Linked DNA regions of Homo sapiens: region 1 is linked to region 2. Evidence: chromatin loops called from intact Hi-C (ENCODE). Cell type or tissue: endothelial cell of umbilical vein. All regions are shown on one strand. Links, peaks and the distances in the headings refer to the core of each region. The heading gives the core; the rest is flanking DNA.

Region 1 (4,407 bases), core at 120-4,119, 180 kb before region 2:
TGCCCCAGACACCTAAAATAAAACAGAAACAGAAAATAACTTAAAATATCCCAGGTTTCAAAATAGTCAAGCAAGTCAATGATATATTTTTATTTTGATCACTTACCCATTAAGAAATGCAAGGGGTTTTCTTCATACTTCTTAACGACTGTTCCCATAAAAAATTTGCTTCCAAATAAGTCGGGAGCCATAAAAGTACCATATTTAGCCATGCCAATTTCGTATGGACTAAATTCAACCCAATCTGAAAGTATTTTAAAAACAAGGCAATCCATTAATAGGAAAATGCTATGGCATGGTGTGCACAATTAATGATCACTTTAATAATGTTATGCTTATTCTCATTCATGTATTTAAAATATCAAAATGAAAACATTAGCCAAATGCCCATTATGTATATGACATTGTGTAGAAGTTGGGGGAAAAACGCTTAGAGGTGAATAAGACAAGACGATACAAAAAGATCCCTTCTAATTTGCAGAAATTAGATGCACTTTTCTATTTAAAAACTCAGATGTCTTTTTGAAGCCAGTTTTCATTCTACAGAACAGGAAACTGAAAACTGCTAACTAGATATAAATTTCATGGAGCATACAGAATAAATTAAACTCTTCTAAGCAATTCAAACAGTTTATTAAAATGAAATAAAATGTTTTCTAACATTTATCTTTTCTTCACCTTCACTTCAATTTTGCTCACTAACTGTCTATTCTAACTCCACAAGATTGCAATACAAAGTTTTTAGGTTGAATGCCTTAGAAAAACATGGTAATAGTGCCAGAGATGTATACTGTCTAAGCGCGGGGGCTCTGGAGCTGGACTGTCTGGGATCAAATCCTATTTTGCTGCTTATGAGCTGTGCTTACTGACTTGGGTATTATTCTCTCTGTCTTAGGTCCCTAATCTATAAAATGTGAATAAAATCACATATCACAAGTAGATAGTGTGTAGGATTGTTTTGAAGATCCACTGAGTTAAGAAATGTAAGGAGCTTAGAAGAGGACATAGCACATTTTAATTGCTCAATAAATAGTAGCCACTTTATGTTTCATGTATTCCCATGGCTACGACTATGTCTAATTATCATCTGCATCTTGATGTCTTCAGCAAGAACTCCTGGTTTCTGATTCCCATTTTCTACATTTGCAACTCCTTCATTCTTCTTCTTGTTGGTAAATGGTACTATATTATTCATGCCACTACTCACTTCAGGATTACCCTTGATGGTTCTCTTTTCCCTTATAGCTTACACAGGAAAAATCAAGTGCTGTAGGCTCTATCACGAGGTATGTTTAGAACCTGGTCACTTATCCATTTGTCCACTGTGATCGTACTGATACAAATTGCTGTATTCTCTCTCCTGGACCTCCACAATAACCTCCTAAAATGCTTCTACTCTGTTCACTTATTATCTTTTTGATATCCCATAGCCAGAATAAATCTTTAAAAATATAAATCACAGCACACCAGTGTCATCTGAAAGCTTCCCATTACACTGAAAATAAAAACAGGGCCGACAAGTTTCCGTCCTGGCCTAGATCCCACTCCCTGTGTGATGTGACCACATCCCTCCTAACAATGTTCTATCACATTTTGTCTTGCGTATCCCACTTCACTTCAGCCACACGGCACAGATCTTCTTGCTGTTCCTCAAAGAAGTCAAGTTCATTCCCACTTCAGCACCTTACACTTGCTATTCCCTTCTGCAGTTATAATGCTTGCTCCTACTTAATCTTTATTTTAGGGTCTTTGCTGATGGTCCATTTTAAAATCCCAACATCATCCACCCCTGCCCAACTCATAATTCTCTAACCCACTTCATTTTTTTTTCTAGCTTTTCTCTTTCTGAAATTATAATATGTCTGTAATATCTTATCCAACAATACAAAATCCAAACAATTCAAAAATTCATAAGCTTCTTTGTTACTCATTTGTTTGTAAAATCTAATCTGAATTCATTTAGTGAGAAATCAGGCTTGAATGTTAGTGGGGGCTCTTATAATTCATTTATCCCACTCAATGTGGATATTTATATATCCTATTGGAGAAATATCACTGATTATAAGAACCCAATGGGGTATTAGGTAATACACAATATGAGTATCTTTATATCTCCAAAATCCAAACATTTTGAATTCTAAAACACATGTCACCAAAGGTTTGGAAAAGGAATTGTGGATCTATATTTATTGTTTGTTCAATGGTAGGTCACAACACCTTCCTTTCATGAAGGAAGTGATGAAATCACAATTTTGATAACATTGTAATTCATTATATGTCAAAGCCAAATGGTACATATATTCTTCATCAGAAAGTGGTGTGATTTACAACGATTTACGTGGAATTTGTGAGACATAACTAGCAATGAATCAGAGGCTGTTAGGAAAATTCCTGTATTCATACAAGTAATTTCCTATCTCTCAATTTCACAACCCTATCATGGGAACTGAGGCATAACAACTTCCTGGTTCCTGCTTTTCTAGCGATCTCTTCTTGATTAGCGCCATGGCCTGGGCACATAGTAACTTAGGCATTCTCAAAAGCTAAAATGAGCTCTGCACCCCTCACTGAAGAACTCACGGTGTTAGTTTTCAACTAATTCTCTCCTGCTGGTGACTCTACCTTTTGACTCCAACCTCTCTCCTGCGCTTCCATGTACTTTCAACTTCCTTTGGGGCCCTTACACTCAGATATTCTGTCATCTCCTCCCACTATACTTACCTAGATAAGAACTCATCACCCTTCTTCCCGGGCCAGCTTACCTATTTCAGTAAACCATGCTATCACTCTATCAAATCCATCATTGCATCACACCGATAACCTTTAGGCCTCTCATATCCATCTATTCTTTTCTTATCAGTATGTCCCTAGTTCCAGGGCCTTATCACAAAAGCACAGTGATATCTCTGCTTCCAGTTTCATTCCTTTCCATTCTGTTTTTATTGGTCACCAAAGTGACTTTTTCAAAAACACTACATAAATAATTTTATTGCCCTGCACAAAAGCATTAACTATTTCCATTATCATCAAAATCAAATAAAAATATTTCTGTCTGGAATTAAAATCATTCCATAACTTGGGACTATTGGTGCCTCCAAATACAACACCTTTTCTTCACCAATGTGTGCATAAGTCCTAGACTAGTTGTTTTTTTTAATAGTGATGCCCAAAACATAACTCTGGCTTCCCTTCTGAGCATTTTCTCATATTGTTTCCACACAAAGGTATCTTTTTACCCGTACTTGATAGATCCTTCTACATTCGACTTAAATCCAAGTTTCATCACCCTTTCTTACAACTATACTAAATCTCTATGACATCTCACCCTTATGTCAGGTCTACACACTTATGTCAGGTCTAGGTATATTATAGGAATTTTTCCATGCTTTATTTTTGTCTCTTTCAATAGGATTATAACTTTCTTGAGGAAAAATACTATATTTGTACTTCTAAAGTGTCTGTCAAAAAATTTAGCATGATGCTAAGTTCATAACCATAAGTTGTAATCCATAAATGCAGTTTATTCACCAGTGGAAATTTTTAAATGAACGTTTTAAGTCCTTTCAGCAATGTGATGTAGTGGAGGAGTCAGGAATTTCTAACAGTTTAAACACCAATGTTTATTTGTTGAAAATTTCCAAGAAATTTCTAAATGAAAGGTGTGTTTAAAATTATTCCAAGAGGAAGGGAAAATATTATCCGGTATTGTTGAAGTAAAATTGTTAATAAAGCTTCTGTAAGCTAATTTGATTATTTGACTTTTAAAAATATAATTCAGAGACTATCTCAACTTTTTCTTCTACACAGCCACTTTCAATCTAAGCATATATTGGAAGAATAAATTACAGACGTGTCTCTATTCTTTTTTTCCCAGTAACTCAAGTAAAGCTACTTGAACACTCAAGACATGTACCTTAAGATGTCTTATCTGGGTACAAGATTCATATAATTAATGTTTAATGATTTTGTCTAAATCTGTTGGAAGACACAGCTCAACCCGCCTTATGACAGAAGCTTAACAATGAAGGTTAATGATGCACCACTCATCTCAGTAGCAGTACTGCAGTGAAGCAGATGTCAAAAGAAGACACATCCAGGTCCAAAGACTACTAACTGAATATAAAACAGCATTTTTTCAGTCTAAAAGAACCCAGAATATCCACTCACCCAAATATTATTTATTCTTTAATTATTTTAGTTAAGTTTTCTTGGAAAATGGCTATTGACTAAAAATTCAGAATAAAATATAACCACCGTGAAAAGTCCAGAACAATCATGACAATAAAAACAAACTTTTATATTTGTATGCCTCTTTATAGTTTTCAGTCTCATCTTATGCATATTTCATATTATTGCCTTAATAGCTCTGGAAGATAAATCTTAGGGTTAATATATTTTTTAAAATAA
Region 2 (4,407 bases), core at 125-4,124:
TTGCATAACCTGACTCTCTTCTTCAGATCAGATTAGGATTTTTCAACCTCAGCACTACTGATAATTTGGGTTGGCAAGTTCTTCGTTGTTAAGAAGCTGTCCCTGGCCCCTACACATGAGATGTTAGCAGTACATACTCCTCTCCAGTTGTGACAAACCAAAAATGTCTTCAGACACTGCCAAGTGTCTCCGAGGGAGAAAAATTCCTCTTCCTTGAAAACCACTGGACTAGAGGAGGGTCAGTCGTTGTAAACCTCTTTTATTTCCAGGAGTTTGCCTCACCATCTCTTTCCTCCCAGGTTTTGCCCATGTTTCTCCTCTCTTTACCAGGTGGATCCTACTAGTCCTGCAGATGTCAGATGTTCCCTTTCCTGGGAACCCCTTTTTGAACCTCCTCAGACGGTCAGGTGCCACCTCTGGGCTTCCGCGGCACCCCCCCACCCCGCCCCAGCTATGATTTCCCTACCCCTGCCCTGCTCATTCTGGGTGGTCACTGTGCAGTGACTGAGCTGTCTTTCTCCCCAACACCAGACTGAGGGCCCCAGGAGGGCAGAGCCAGGACTGTCTCAGTCACCACCCTAATAGTGCTGTCTTCAGCACTGTCAGGCTCAGGGGCAGGCACAGAGCAGGTGTTCTTCAGGTGGGTAATGAATGCATCGTGAAACATCTTGGGATGAGGTGGGATTATCTGATACTCTTGGTATATTCAGATGACCAGTGAGGATGTGCTAGAAAGCCTGGATTCCTGTGGCCCCTGTACATCCGTTATGGTTTTGGCTACCTCCTGGGGCCCTTAGGGGATGTCCCTGGAAATTGTGAGATGAGATATGCAGGTCCAAGATCAGAAAGTGTCTTAGCCATCACTGTCCACAGCTACCACCATCGTCCCCTCTACCTCCATGAAAACTAGCACAGATATGGCAGTCCCTGGGCCCAGACTCACGCCCTAGACCATCTGCTCCTGCTTTATCCAGAGGTTCAGACACAGAGCCCACCGCTCTGCCATTCATTCCTTTAACTAAGGTGTTTTGAGCTACTGCTACACGCTAGGCTCTGTGCTAATGCTGGGGACACGGCTATGGACAAAGAAGACCCTGCTTTCTTGGAGCCCAGGTTTCTAGTTGAAGGTAGGATAGGGAGGTGGAAGATGGACAGGGACAAACAGTATACCAGACAAATAAGAAAAATGTACAGTATGCATGTAAAAATCCACACATGGTGATAAGTGCCACGAAGAGAAACAAAGCTGGGGAAGAAGATAGGTGGGAAGGTTGCAATTTAGTAGAGTTGTCTGGAAAGCCTTCTCTCAGGAGGTGACATTTGGACAAAGACTTGAAGGGGGAAAGGAAGGGACTCACACAGATACAGAGATGATTGTTTAAGATAAAGGGACAGCCAGTGCAAAGGCCCAGAGGCAGGAGGTGGCTGAGTGGGTGAGTGAGGGGAGAAGGCTGAGAACAAAGAAGCAGGAAAGGGGCCAGATCATGCCAATCCTTGGGGTCATGGTAAGGACTCTGCCTTTTCTCTCACTGAAGTGGGAGCAACAGGAAAGTTACCTGTTTATTGAGGTATAATTTAGATACCTTGACATCTACCCGATGTTAATATAGAGTTCAATGGCTTTTAGTGCATGTACGCAGTTCTGCAGTACAACCATCACCACGGTTTCCTCTAAGGACACTCCTATCCCCTCAGAACATTCCCTCTTCCCCTTTGCAGTCACTTTCCAGTTTAACCATCAACCCCAGACAAGTATTGAGGTGCTTTCTATCTCTATAGTTTTGCCTTTTCCAAACATTTCTTATTAATGAAATTAGACCCCTGCAAAAATCCTGTCTAATATAGTTTTTTAGTACTTATCCTCCAGTGGTGAATGTCAACAATACACAAAGAGATGGTAAATCAAACTCTCAGCAGTGTCGTGTCACAGTTTGGTTAGTAAACTGTGGCATAGACAGGTCAAATAAGTCACTGTAGTCATGAGATGAGTCAATCACAGCAAGAAAAGAAAAACAGAGGATATGATATTGAGACTTCTATCTCCCATTCTCCATTACTTCTTACTGTGTAAACTTTTCACCCTACTAAACCCCTCTCCAATGAAAACAGCCTTAGGTAGGAAATCCCAATGTTTCCAGATCAACTTTGGAAAAGAATGCCTTGTATGTTTGTGTTTGATAACATTGTTATGGTTACTAAAAGATCAGCTCATGTTTCTGGAATTCTCTAGGACTCCCCAATGCAAAGGCAAGTCTATTTGTGCACACAAGCTTCTTGGTTTAATATTTTCTTTAACGTCAGGTTGCTATGGAATAATATAAATCAGTGAATTTCCTTAATATCCAAGCTAGTCTAAATTGGTTTTAAATATGATTAAATGTAAATGAACAACACTATCAGCAATTTTTTCCCCTGTAAGCTGTTTTACAAAAGAATACATAGTTGTGACTGCACAAGCACCCTTCAGAGACAAGAATGAATTAAAAATGGTAGAGAGTTAAAAGTGGTCACCTTAGCAAAGTTGTCTGATTAGACTTTCCACTCTAGTTGTTTACTTTGTCAACCTTTCTGCTTATGCTGCTAGACTGTGATTCCCAGGGCAGGAAATTCAGTGACTACTGATAAATGACTGTTGAATGAATAGGCCTTATTTCCATATATAACTATAGAAATTCTAAATTTGAATCTATAACAGGGAAGAAATAAAAGGAAGCAGAAATCTCAATCACTTACTTAGCCAATTGATTTATCGATCTTTACCCTTCCACGTATATTTTTTTGGTTAGTATGATAACAAAAAGTGTATGAAGTTTTGCAAGGTATTACAAGACAAACTTTCAAATACTAGTGTATAAGGTCTATTTTCAAGCAATTCATAGAATGGTCAAAATATATTAATCTCACAGCCAGAGGGAGACAACACACAGATTAAATTGTCAGGTGCAAACAGAATAGGGTCTTATGAGTGTTCTGTAAAAACAGGTAGAAATAAACAGGCGCCATATTTAAAGAGAATAGTAACATTAATGAACTATAATCTCCATTACATTTCAGATGTTGGAGTTATAATAAAAATTTATATAGAAGTATCTAGTACCAGCATTGATAGTCCAGAGCTATCTTGGTCCAGTAGCTGCAGCCGCAAGACAGCGTGAGGATAGAGTAGAGTTTATTATTAGTGTTACAAGAATTTTTGTGTTTGAATAAAATGAGAAGACCAAAACCAAAGCAAGAACAAATTTATGCAAATGTCACATGTTTCATTTAAATTGGTCCTAGTATTTTATGATCCAAAGAGAATTAATCTTTTTACTTTAAAATACTGAAGATGAGATCAGTGATTTATTCCTAATGGAGAGAGATACACAATGTACTCTTGAAACAGGTGACTTTGGACATACAGTCAGATCTAGGAAGCACACAAAATAAAATTGAGACCATCTGGGAAATGTTTCTTAAGCAAAAATGAGTAATGTCTGATATTTAGTAGACAGGAGATGGAGTATCTTTTAACAACAATATAAGTCATACCAACAATGAATGCATAATACTGGGCTTTTGATCTTCTTTACTTTTTTTCCACCTGAAAGACAGAGGGTACACCACAAAAATCAACAAAACTCACACAAGATATAAAAAAGAAGGTAAATCCATTTGTTTTAATTGAAGATATAACTTTTCACTATCCCCTTTCCAATACCAGCCTCTATTTCCTATGAGAGGCAGGATACTGCATTAGCTAAGATCAAGGCATTCAGCATCAGATAAATCTATCTGAAATTCAACCCTGCAACTCATCAGCTGGGTTTCTAGTAGCCCCATTTTCAAAGTCACTTCCTCAGTGTGATTCTGAGTTTCTTTGTCAGTGAAACAGAAAACTGAGAGTTGCTAGAAAACTAAATTAACTCATTCAAAGAGCATAAAATAATGAGTGACTTGTGACAAATATTCAATGGCATGGCCTAAATATCTATTAAAATTAATAATCAGAATTATAATGAGAATAAAGATACAGCAAAATGGACCTGAAGAATGTTGATAAGTGTCTGTATTTACAGATTATGGTAAATGCAGAGAATTATCCCATTTTAACTACAGAAAACACATTCTTCTAAGTGATTTGAACATTTATAACCACCAGATATAGCTGGCCTCTTACTGCTTTTTTTTTAGTGCTATACAAAACACTAACACATTTTTACTCTTTAATTTCCCTTTTGAAGCAGTCATCAAACTATAGGATGTATTACAAAACAATTAAGGCTACATTTTCTATTGCATGATCTATATTACATTCATATCTTCGGGCTGATATTCTTTTTCACCTTGAGTAAATTTAGAAAATTTGTGCCCAACACATTTGCAAATCATCCCTGCAGGAGGCCAAGCTCTTTCATTTGTATTTTT

Evidence for each region. A loop is a pair of places that touch in the nucleus more often than their neighbours do. Peaks named below come from ENCODE experiments on the same cell type or tissue, not always from the same donor. Only the 100,000 strongest peaks of a DNase experiment are listed, where the experiment ranks them.
Region 1: it touches region 2 in a loop (9-fold over the local background); 1 of 110 quality-filtered maps calls a loop at or near these places.

Annotation. Positions count from the first base shown.
Region 1 is chr1:186,942,474-186,946,880 of GRCh38, reverse strand. It overlaps PLA2G4A (phospholipase A2 group IVA), which reads right to left. Exons shown (of 18, transcript NM_024420.3): 11 at 107-244; 12 at 1-12. Among named protein-coding and RNA genes, the nearest start is that of PLA2G4A, 120 kb to the right of the region's middle. In endothelial cell of umbilical vein, for the core only: no CTCF peak of the experiment used is centred there; DNase peaks (open chromatin) are centred at 1,540, 2,400 and 2,720; H3K27ac peaks cover 3,109 bases.
Region 2 is chr1:186,760,974-186,765,380 of GRCh38, reverse strand. No RefSeq gene overlaps it. Among named protein-coding and RNA genes, the nearest start is that of PLA2G4A, 66 kb to the left of the region's middle. In endothelial cell of umbilical vein, for the core only: no CTCF peak of the experiment used is centred there; a DNase peak (open chromatin) is centred at 2,150; H3K27ac peaks cover 2,171 bases.